Regions from separate parts of the Homo sapiens genome. Here all the other regions are linked to region 1. A link is a loop called in an ENCODE intact Hi-C map of the cell type or tissue named here. Cell type or tissue: heart left ventricle. All regions are shown on one strand.

Region 1 (2,500 bases):
TCCTACTCTTTTGAAGAATCTGTTGTCCCTGTATGTCTTCTGTTTCTGTCTGAAGATCTATGTTTTCCCCTATCAATCACAAGAACAAAAGTAGCAAAAGTCATCTTATTTCTGGTTGTTACACGTAAGGAACGGAATGGCTTCTGCTTTCCAGGCTCCCATTAGAAATTGTGTTTCACTAGGGGTTTGCATCATTTTCTTTTGCCATTTGTCTGCAGTCATCCCACTTCAACTTACCAAGAGCCCTCCTGTTGCTATACAATGGCTTTTATAGGGTACTGGGTATGTCTCAGAGCCTCTTCATCCATAACCTTCCCTTGTCTTTTGATGTTCAGTTTCCATGGTGACAGTGTTAAGACCATTGAGAAGCCAACTGTAAAGCTTATGATAGACCCAAATCTCACAGTCACAGACACCACTCTAACACCAGGCGTGCCAGCCCCCACGCTAAACCTGCATATCAGCCAGAGTCTTGGCAGGTGACAGATGTTACAATCAAACTGGAGAACTTGAAAAAGGTTTAACAAAGGGGATATTTACAAAGGTGTGGTCAGGGTTCAGGTAAACCCACAAGGGGCATGCACTACCCTGAGCCAGCAACAGTGGGGAGCTGTTGCTTACCCCTAGGCCTAAAGAGGCAAGGGGTGGAGTCGATGCTAGAACCTGAAGTGAGTAGCTGAGTGGAGAGGGAGGGGGGCTTGTCAGGACCTGTGGCCTTTCATAGACAGACAACCAACAGTGACCTGGTAGAGAAGGAGTCCAGGGAATAAATACCCCAACCACACTCTCCTCCCACCCTCAGATATCCTGCTAAGTGCCCCCCGCACCAACTGGGCCCAACTTGAAGCAGAAGTCAAGGGAGCCGTTGCTGTAGCCATCGGGGTTAGTCTCTAGGAGCACAGCAGGGCAAAGGGTGGAGAATGGAATCGGAGGAGCATGTGGAAAATATTCAGCATATCCTGCCTGGGGGTCTCCAGGGTGACAGGGAAAAGATTTTCATTACAAAGTACATTAATGGCTGGGCTCGGTGACTCACACCTGTAATCCCAGCACGTTGGGAGGCCAAGGTGGTTGGATCATTTGAGGTCTGGAGTTCAAGACCAGTCTGGCCAACATGGTGAAACCTGATCTCTACTGAAAATACAAAAATTAGCCAGGCATGGTGGTGGGCACCTGTAATCCTAGCTACTCGTGAGGCTGAGGCAGGAGAATCACTTGAACCCGGGAGGCAGGGGCTGCAATGAGCCGAGATCACGCCACTGCACTCCAGCCTGGGTGACAGAGCGAGACTCCGTCTCGAAAAAAAAAAAAAAAAAAAAAAAAGTACATGAATGCTATAATTAAAAGCCATAGTAGTTCCTTCATAAGACCTGAAAATTACAATATAGAGATAAAAGATGGTTTTCAAGCCAACATAATAAATGCATAAGAAGAAATTTAGGAACAAAAAAGACAACAGCCTATTATGGGCTACCCTCAGTTACATTAGCTGTATTTATCCAAGGTCACCTCCTATTTACCCAGCTCCCCGAAGCCATGCTGGCTTTCTTGGTTTGGTTTTCCTCTTCGTTGTCACCATATTGTGAGACATGCCTGCTAAGTGGATGGAAGAATTAGATGACAGTCTGAGGCTACTAGTGAAAACTTTCAGTGGTATATAGAACAACTCTGGTACAAAATGATCTATGACACGGGAATATTTGGAGTTTCTTCAAGTAATGTTGAACCTGCTCAGCAAAACTGTCAATGATTTTCTATAATTACTTCTTATTGATTACAAATAAAACCGTAGGGCAATGGATTGCCCCGACTTAGAGCTCCATCCATTAATGAAACACGCATCTTCATGGCCAGGCACAGTGGCTCACACATGTAGTCCTAGCTACTCAGGAGGACAAGATGGGAGGATCCCTTGAGCCCAGGAGTTCAAAGTTGCAGTAGCTATGATCATACTACTATACTCCAGCCTGACAGACAGAGCAAGACCCTGTCTCTTAAAAAAAGGAAAGAATATACATATTCTTGCCCGGTTATTTCTATAACATAGCTGGGCAGAATATGTTGATACGTGGTTCATGATTTAACAAGGAAGAGAGGAGCAGCTAAAGAGACATTATCCTGGTATGAGAAAATGCCTGGGAAGAAGGAATTCAATTGCTACTGTATTGTCCTCTTCCTAGAGCACATGGGTTATTTACCAAGGAAGCAGAAGAGCAGGAGGGAGGTCTTTGCTCTGGAACCAGGATAAATGGAATGGCAAAGATCCCACTTCTCATAAAATCCTTGCATTTAAGGGGAGCTATGTCCCTAAGAGACAGTGGAGCTGGGGTGGCAAATAGCATAGTTTTTAAGTTCACAGTAGTAAGATCCAACAATAAACTATACAACCCAGAGAAATCAAAACCAAGTGCAAGATGAAGAGAAAGGGAAAATCAAAAACAGGGATAGTCCGGAAGCTATCCCTCAGTGTTTTTCTTACCCAGTGAAGGGAATAAAAAGG
Region 2 (2,500 bases), 65 kb after region 1:
GAAGGTAAAGCATATTTTTTCCTTTGTTAAAAAACGTAGTTTTGGGCCGGGCGTGGTGGCTCATGCCTGTAATCCCAGCACTTTGGGAGGCTGAGGCAGGCAGATCACAAGGTCAGGGGTTTGAGACCAGCCTGCCCAACTTGGTGAAACCTCATCTCTACTAAAAATACAAAAATTAGCCGGGTGTGGTGGCACGTGCCTGTAGCCGCAGCTACTCGGGAGGCTGAGGCAGGAGAATCGCCTGAACCCAGGAGGCAGAGGTTGCAGTGAGCCTAGACTGTGCCACTGCACTCCAGCCTGGGCAATAGAGCAAGACTTAGTCTCAAAAAAAAAATAAAATGGATTTTTATAATACAGTCACGTTCTCCCTCTTTCATCCAGGCTGGAATGCAGTGGTGTGATCATAGCTCACTGGAACTTCACTCTCCTGAGCTCCCGCCTCAGCCTCCCAAGTAGCTTGGACTACAAGAATGCCAGCTATGGGATGCTCAACTAATTTTCCTTTTCCCTGTAGAGGCAGGGTCCAACTATGTTGCCTAGACTGATTTTGAACTTCTGACCTCAAATGATCCTGCCACCTTGGCCTCCCAAAGTGCTGGGATTACAGGTGTGAGCCATCACACCCAGCCTAAAATGTTTTTTAATTTTTGGTTTTCATCAGTTTGACTATGATATACCTATGTATAAGTTTCTTTTATTCTACTTAGGTTGCACTTGTCTTTTAAATCTTTTAAATATTTTTTCTGCCCCGTTCTCTATCCCCACCCTCTCCAATTATAAATATGTTAGACTGCTTGTCTATGCCCCACATGTCTCTTTTGCCCCATTTTTTTCTTCCATGATTTTTTCTGTTTCAATTTGGATCATTTTTATTGACCTGTCCTCAAATAGATTAACTCTTTCTTTGCTGTGTTCTGCCTGTAAAACTCACCCAAAGTGTTCTTAATTTCAGATAGTGTCCTTTTCATTTCTAAAATGTGTTTTTGATTCTTTCTAGTAGATTCTACCTCTGTTGAATTTCTCTCTCTTTTCATGTTTTTCCATATTTTTTCTATTTTGTTTAACTTATTAATCATAATTATTCTTAGAGTCCTTGTCAGTTAACTCAAGTATATCAACCATCTGTGGCTTTGCTCATATTGTCTGCTTTTTCTCTTGGTTATTGGCCATATTTTCCTGCCCCTTCACAAATTTTGTAATTTTAATTGCATGCCAAACATTGTATATAAAATAATTGAGGGTAACTGGCCATGTATTTATGGCAGGATGCCTCCTCCTAGTGGGACTTTGTCTCTTAAGTACCATGAAATTGGGATATTTCACTCTGCCTCTCTGGCCAAGTCTCCCAGCCTCCTGCATCACCCAAGCATCAGCATATGCTCCTGTGTGTTCAGTTCTACACTAGTTTATAATCTGTCAAGCCAGCCCCACGCAAGCACCAAGAGTCCCTCTAGTCAAGCATGATTCTTAGTCTTCACTCAGAACTGACAAAAATCCCCAGGGAGGAAAATGGCCAGAGATTGTCAGCTCCCTTAGGAAGTACTCCCCTCTCTCTGCAATGTTAGTTCATATGGTGTTCATTGTTTCCACAGCTCTCTCACTAAGGTCTCTCACTAAATCTTTTGCACTATGATTTTGGTAACTTATCCTTCTTTTTCTTAGGTGTTGCAGCAAGAGCGCTGGCCTGCCATGATCTGCTACATTCTACCTGGAAATACAAGTCAGAAGTCAGCCTGTCATATTTTTTCAAAAGGTGACTTGTCAAAATGAGACTTCTTTCATAAAATCAGTCTGGTTGGGCATGGTGGCTCACGCCTGTAATCCTAGCACTTTGGGAGGCTGAAGTAGGTGGATGGCTTGAGCCCAGGAGTTTGAGACCAGCCTGGGCAACATGGCAAAATCCCATCTCTACAAAAAATACAAAAATTAGCCGGGCATAGTGTCACACACCTGTGGTCCCAGCTACTCAGGAGACTGAGATGGGAGGATCACCTGAGCCCGGGAGGTTAAGGCTGCAGTGAGCCAGGATTGGGCCACTGCACTACAGCATGGGTGACAGAGTGAAATGCTGTCTCAAAAAACAACAACAAAAAATCTCTCAATCTGTCCAAATAGTTAGATTGTCTTCAGTAATCTTTCCATCGCGATCTTGCTTTGTTTCTACTACTACTCTGATGCTACATAATTAAGGTCACCAATCGTTGTCACTGTCTTTCCAAACCTGTTGTTCCTTACTTCCTCCGGCCATTCTTCCTTGTCCCCCTCCCATTCATCATCCAGACACACACACACACACACACACACACACACACACACACACACACATACATTTTAACAATACCAAACTCCTTGTAGTTCCCCTAAATGAATCATGTTGTTTCCCTTACCTGAAATGCCCAATCCCTTTTTTATTTTCATTGCTAACTCCTCTCATCTTTCCAGAGTGTTCACGTCTACCAGGAGTGTTCTTGTCCCTCCCATTCCTTTCTACTCTAGCTCC
Region 3 (2,500 bases), 83 kb before region 1:
AAGGGCATTTGCTAATGTCTGGAGACATATTTGATTGTCATGAGTAAGAAGTCAGTGCTGCTGGTATGTAGAGGTCAGGATTGCTGCTCAACATCATACAATGCACAAGACAGAATCACGAAGAATTATCTCTCAAAATATCAGTAATGCTGAGGTTGAAAAACCTTGCTCTAGAAAAAGTACTTGCCTTGTGGGTATGTGTATGTGTGCGTCCCTACACACATGAATGTCAGGTGGAAGGTGAACATCCTTCCACTTAGACACTGGAATGAGTTTCACTGGGTCCCGCTCTATCCCAAAAGCAAGTTGGGCCATCCAACAATGTCAGAAAACTTCCAGGAAACCAAACAACACAAACAAAAAATGATGTGCCTAAACGTAAAATTCTATTTACCTTGAAGTTTGTCTTGTGACTAAATTCTTAGTCTTTTCACATGGTTCCCAAACCATAAGCATTCTTTATTACTTAAAATGAGTGTTTATAGAGCTTAATCTCTAATATTTGCTTATTTTTATTTTCTGTAACAAAAATAAATAATAAATCCCTTTTGTATTCTTAAAACTTGCACTATAACACCCATTAGCTAGACATTACAGCTTTTTAAATGAGTATAGTGGGCCTCTGGAGTATAGGTTGACGAGCGTGTATTTAGGAAGGCAGTTATTGACAGATTAACCTGCAGAAATCTCCTGTGCTTCTTTGTTACAGGATACAGCAAGGGTAAGGTACCCTTGAAGACATAAGAGAAATAACCATTTCATCAAGATTCCGGAATCAATAAGTGTCTGCAGCTGGAAGTGAATGGGTGCCTGGTCAGGAGAACAAAAGATAATAAGGTCAAAGGATGTCAGCAAATGCCACTCCACACTAGTGGAGGCAACCAGCCAGCGTGCTTTCTCTCCTGCCCATGTCAGCCCCGAACCAGGTATTTTATCCTAGAGAGAAAACTATGAGGCAAGCCAGTGTGAGCTCTAAGTGGCAAGCACAACAGGGAGTCTATGCCACTCCTCCTTGGGCCGGCCATGTTCCTCGGGATGGACATTGCCAGGACCCGAGCCTCCTCGAGTTGATTCCTGACAGCTCCACAGGGAAGGAAGGAGCTAGGCTTTTCTGAGAACAAGAATAAATGGAGAGGATTGGAGAAGTTTCTGAATCAAGAAGGCACAGGTTCCTGTTCCTGCTCTGACAACGGGCCAACCTGTTTTGGTTGTTTGAAGATCTACAGTGGGGGAAACACTAACCTATGCACTGGAAAGTTAAAGATGGAGACACAGTGCCACTTCTGAAAGGCTCACCATCTTGTGACAGAGATAGCAGCTGTCAACACACTGGCAATTGTGGTCTCTCATCCACTACATGGTGTGACGAGACACAGAGAATGAGTACTTTGTCCACAATCTGCTGTGTGACCTTCAGCAACCTACTTACCCTTTCTGATCCCCAGTTTTCTCATCTCTAGGATGAATGCCTGGACTAAACGATCCCCAGTGCCCTTCTCACTTTAAGGGCTATGAAGAAGTTCCCTTTTTCCTATGGAAACCCTTGTGTACCTACCAAAAACAAACAAACAAACAAACAAAAATGAAACGAAACGAAACAAACCTGCCTTTCTCTGTTGATGGCTGAGGTCAGTGCAATCAGAAAGCAGTGGTGTGGACTGGCACAGACCTCAAAATAAAACAGAACAGCCTTTAATCAGTGTCTAAGGGTTAAGATAATACTAGTATGTGACCTCTTGGTGGCCTGTCCAAAGTGTTCCAGTTAGAAGGTGGCCAGTGACTTGTAGAGCAATGTGAACCCAGGCAATCTAAGCTTTGGGAAGTCTCCAAGACTTAGAAAAAGAGCTGCTATGTGAGGACTACTGATCTATAATATATACCATATATAGCAAGGCTAGGTCTTCCAAGAGTCCCGCAAGAATGGAATGAAGAAATGGCTTTGTAATTCCCTTTCCCATCACTCATAAATTACTCATATCAGGGAAACAAACTCAAATCCATTAGCAACAGAGAGGAGTGCCATGTCATAGTTGGGTGGGAGCTACAAATGAAGAGATCTGAACTGCAGTAAATGTCAACATCTGTGTTTGGTACTGAGGGTTCCTGGAAGCACCCCCAAAAGAGTGGAAATATTATTAGAAGCACCTTTATTCACACCGAATCATTTCACTCAATTACCATTTACCCACTGAAAAACCAAAGCTACAGCATGTGATTACTAAAGATCTATAGGAGCAGAGTGAATAGAGCAGAATCATGTTTCTCTTTTGTCCTGAGGTGCAGCCTTTACACTGTTAAGCTCTCAGGATCCTGTATGTCAATCCATTCATTAATATAATAGAATCAAACTGAGTTTCAAGCAACAAGGATCATCTTGAGTTCAGCATTTTCATCTTAAATCTATTCCCTATAGTAGCTTTAAGATAAAGTAAACACAGGTAAGTCATTGAAATGGTTCAAGAACGCCCTGAAAGAGTAGATGTCCGTGTTTGGGGAGGAA
Region 4 (2,500 bases), 70 kb after region 1:
CACCCCAGCCTGGGTGATGGAGTGAGACCCTGTCTCAAAAAAAGAAAAAAAAAGAAAAATATGTGTGTGTATATATATCTATATATGTGTGTGTGTGTGTGTATGTATATGTGTGTGTGAATATGTGTGTATATATGTATATATGTGTGTGTATATACATATATATGCACGTGTGTGTGTGTATATATATATGCGTGTATATATATATATATATATATATAATTAATGCACCATCCTTCTACTTGCCCTAGGTGCTCTAATGATTGAAAAGGTTTATTTTTAATAAAGATTAAAGTTGCAGAACTCTCTGATATCAAACTGACTAAATTTAGAAGCATATAACAAGAGCCTTATTAGTATCACAGTCTGACCAATTAAATTGCCAAAATCTAAACATGCTCTTTCTGTATCTGTTTGATCAGGAAAAACAAAAGGCACTGTGGTCTGATAGTTTTATTAGTGCTCTTGTCTTTTATCCTATTTGGATCTCCATAAATGTTTCAATTCCTACCAGCAAGATTCACTCCTTTCTTTACTAGTATATTCTTAATAAACCAAAGCATAAAAACTAGGGATGTTCTGCTTAAATCAGGTTACCCATCTGTGATACTAGGAAGTGAGAATATCCTGAGCTTTAACACAGCCACCTTCCAGACACAAGTCTTCATTTAGGAACTACAGAATGCTATAAATTAAATTAAAGTGAAAAATAGTAGCAAAAAAAATTCTGATTTAACATATACCCTGCACCAGGCCTCATGCTAAGAACTTTTTAATACTTTTTCATTATTTATTCCTATTAGATAAATCCTTAGGAATCTTATAGATTCATTTATTCATTCAATCAGGAAATAAACAAGGGGCTGGAATAAAGAACAACAGAAAAGGCAGATTTAAATTGATTGGGTAATTAAGGGAACACAAGGAACTACCCACAGAAAGAGCAAGGAAAAGATCATTTCAGACTAGGGGTGTACATTCAAAAGCTATACGTGAGATGGAGGGCAAGCCTGACACGTTCAGAGACTGGAAAGCCAAAGGCTTGAACAGAACATACATGAGCTTAAATAATCACACTTCAAAAGTTGGAGAGATAAGCAGAGACCAGTTCGAAAACCTGAAATTTGTTTTTTAAACTAAATGTAATGAAAGATCATTTAAAGACTTTAAGCAGACAAATGGTGTGATCTCCACATTTTATGATCAATTTTTACTGCTACATGGAGAATGGATTCGAGGGGAAGAAGAATTGAAGTTCAGAGATTAGTTTGGAGCTGTTACAGTAATTGGGCTGAAAGATGATGGTAGCCCAAAATGTGATGGGAATAAAGCTGAAGAAAAAAAATAAGAAGAATAAGATATTTTGGAGGTAGAATTGACAGGATTTGCCGATGGATTAGACATGAGGCTGAGGAATAGGGAAGAACCATGGATGATGCTTAGGTTTCCGGCTTCAGTGATCAAGTATATTGCAGTTCCGTTTCCTGAAATGGAGGATGCTGGGATGGGGAAGATAAGAAAGGGAAAGGTTTGGCCAGGCACGGTGGCTCACGCCTGTAATCCCAGAACTTTGGGAGGCCGAGGCAGATGGATCACTTGATGTCAGGTGTTCAAGACCAGCCTGGCCAACATAGTGAAACCCTGTCTCTACTACAAATACAAAAATTAGCTGGGTGTGGTGGTGGGTGCCTGTAATCCCAGCTACTTGGAAGGCTGAGGCAGGAGAATTGCTTGAACCTGGGAGGCAGAGGTTGCAGTGAGCCAAGATTGCACCCCAGCCTGGGCAACAGAGTGAGACTCCGTCTCAAAAATAAATAAATAAATAAATAAACATAAAAACTAAAAAAAATAAAAGAGAGAGAAAAAGAAAGGGAAAGGTTTTATGGAACTAAGTTTTGTCAGTGAGTTTGAGATGTCTGCTGTAAGATACCCAGTACAAGTTTAAATGAGTTGTTCCGTGTTTGAGTTTGAATCTTAGAGAGGTCTGGGCTACAGATACAAATCCAAAATTGATCCACATAGTGGTAGTATTTAAATCCATGGAAATTAGTGAGATCATTTATGGAGCTAGCGCATGAAAGGAAGAAGAAAAAGAAGAATGCTAACATGTAACGGTGGGATAGGGGAGTTAAGATAGAAAGAAAACCAGGAGTGGGTGGTATTGAATAAACAACAAAAATAGCATCTTGTGAAGGGAAAAGTGGTCACTTATCTCTCTCGGTGTGCAGGTAAATGTTTAGTATGTGGCTGTCAGGAAAAAAGGCCCTGATTTGTAGCATTTGCTGATTTTTGTGGTGTAAATACTGTCACTGTGGCTAATAATTTCAAGCTACCAACACTCCTTCACTGAACTTGGAAAGAAATGTTTGCAATAAGCTGTCCAGTATCACTCCTGCAGCGTGCCAGGGCAACACAGCTGCTGAGAGGGAGCATAAAATAAAGAAGGAAAATGTGCACTGAACTTGGCAACACGGAAGCTGTTAGTGACCTTCATGAGAGT

What was found. A loop is a pair of places that touch in the nucleus more often than their neighbours do. Peaks named below come from ENCODE experiments on the same cell type or tissue, not always from the same donor. Only the 100,000 strongest peaks of a DNase experiment are listed, where the experiment ranks them.
Region 2: a loop joins it to region 1, with 2.5 times the contacts of the local background. A loop is called at or near these places in 45 of 110 quality-filtered maps.
Region 3: it touches region 1 in a loop (2.6-fold over the local background); 5 of 110 quality-filtered maps call a loop at or near these places.
Region 4: a loop joins it to region 1, with 2.8 times the contacts of the local background. A loop is called at or near these places in 26 of 110 quality-filtered maps.

What each region holds. Positions count from the first base shown.
Region 1 is chr10:114,711,055-114,713,554 of GRCh38, forward strand. It overlaps a transcript of ABLIM1 not described here. Among named protein-coding and RNA genes, the nearest start is that of ABLIM1, 54 kb to the left of the region's middle. RefSeq lists an enhancer at 710-1,209. In heart left ventricle, no CTCF peak of the experiment used is centred here; no DNase peak of the experiment used is centred here; H3K27ac peaks cover 1,448 bases.
Region 2 is chr10:114,776,289-114,778,788 of GRCh38, forward strand. It overlaps LOC101927692 (a long non-coding RNA gene), which reads left to right. Exons shown (of 3, transcript NR_120628.1): 3 at 1,663-2,500. It also overlaps a transcript of ABLIM1 not described here. Among named protein-coding and RNA genes, the nearest start is that of FHIP2A, 44 kb to the right of the region's middle. In heart left ventricle, no CTCF peak of the experiment used is centred here; no DNase peak of the experiment used is centred here.
Region 3 is chr10:114,628,278-114,630,777 of GRCh38, forward strand. All of the region lies in intron 1 of ABLIM1 (actin binding LIM protein 1), which reads right to left. Among named protein-coding and RNA genes, the nearest start is that of ABLIM1, 29 kb to the right of the region's middle. In heart left ventricle, no CTCF peak of the experiment used is centred here; a DNase peak (open chromatin) is centred at 1,018; H3K4me3 peaks cover 2,393 bases; H3K27ac peaks cover 2,500 bases.
Region 4 is chr10:114,781,468-114,783,967 of GRCh38, forward strand. It overlaps a transcript of ABLIM1 not described here. Among named protein-coding and RNA genes, the nearest start is that of FHIP2A, 39 kb to the right of the region's middle. In heart left ventricle, no CTCF peak of the experiment used is centred here; no DNase peak of the experiment used is centred here; H3K27ac peaks cover 113 bases.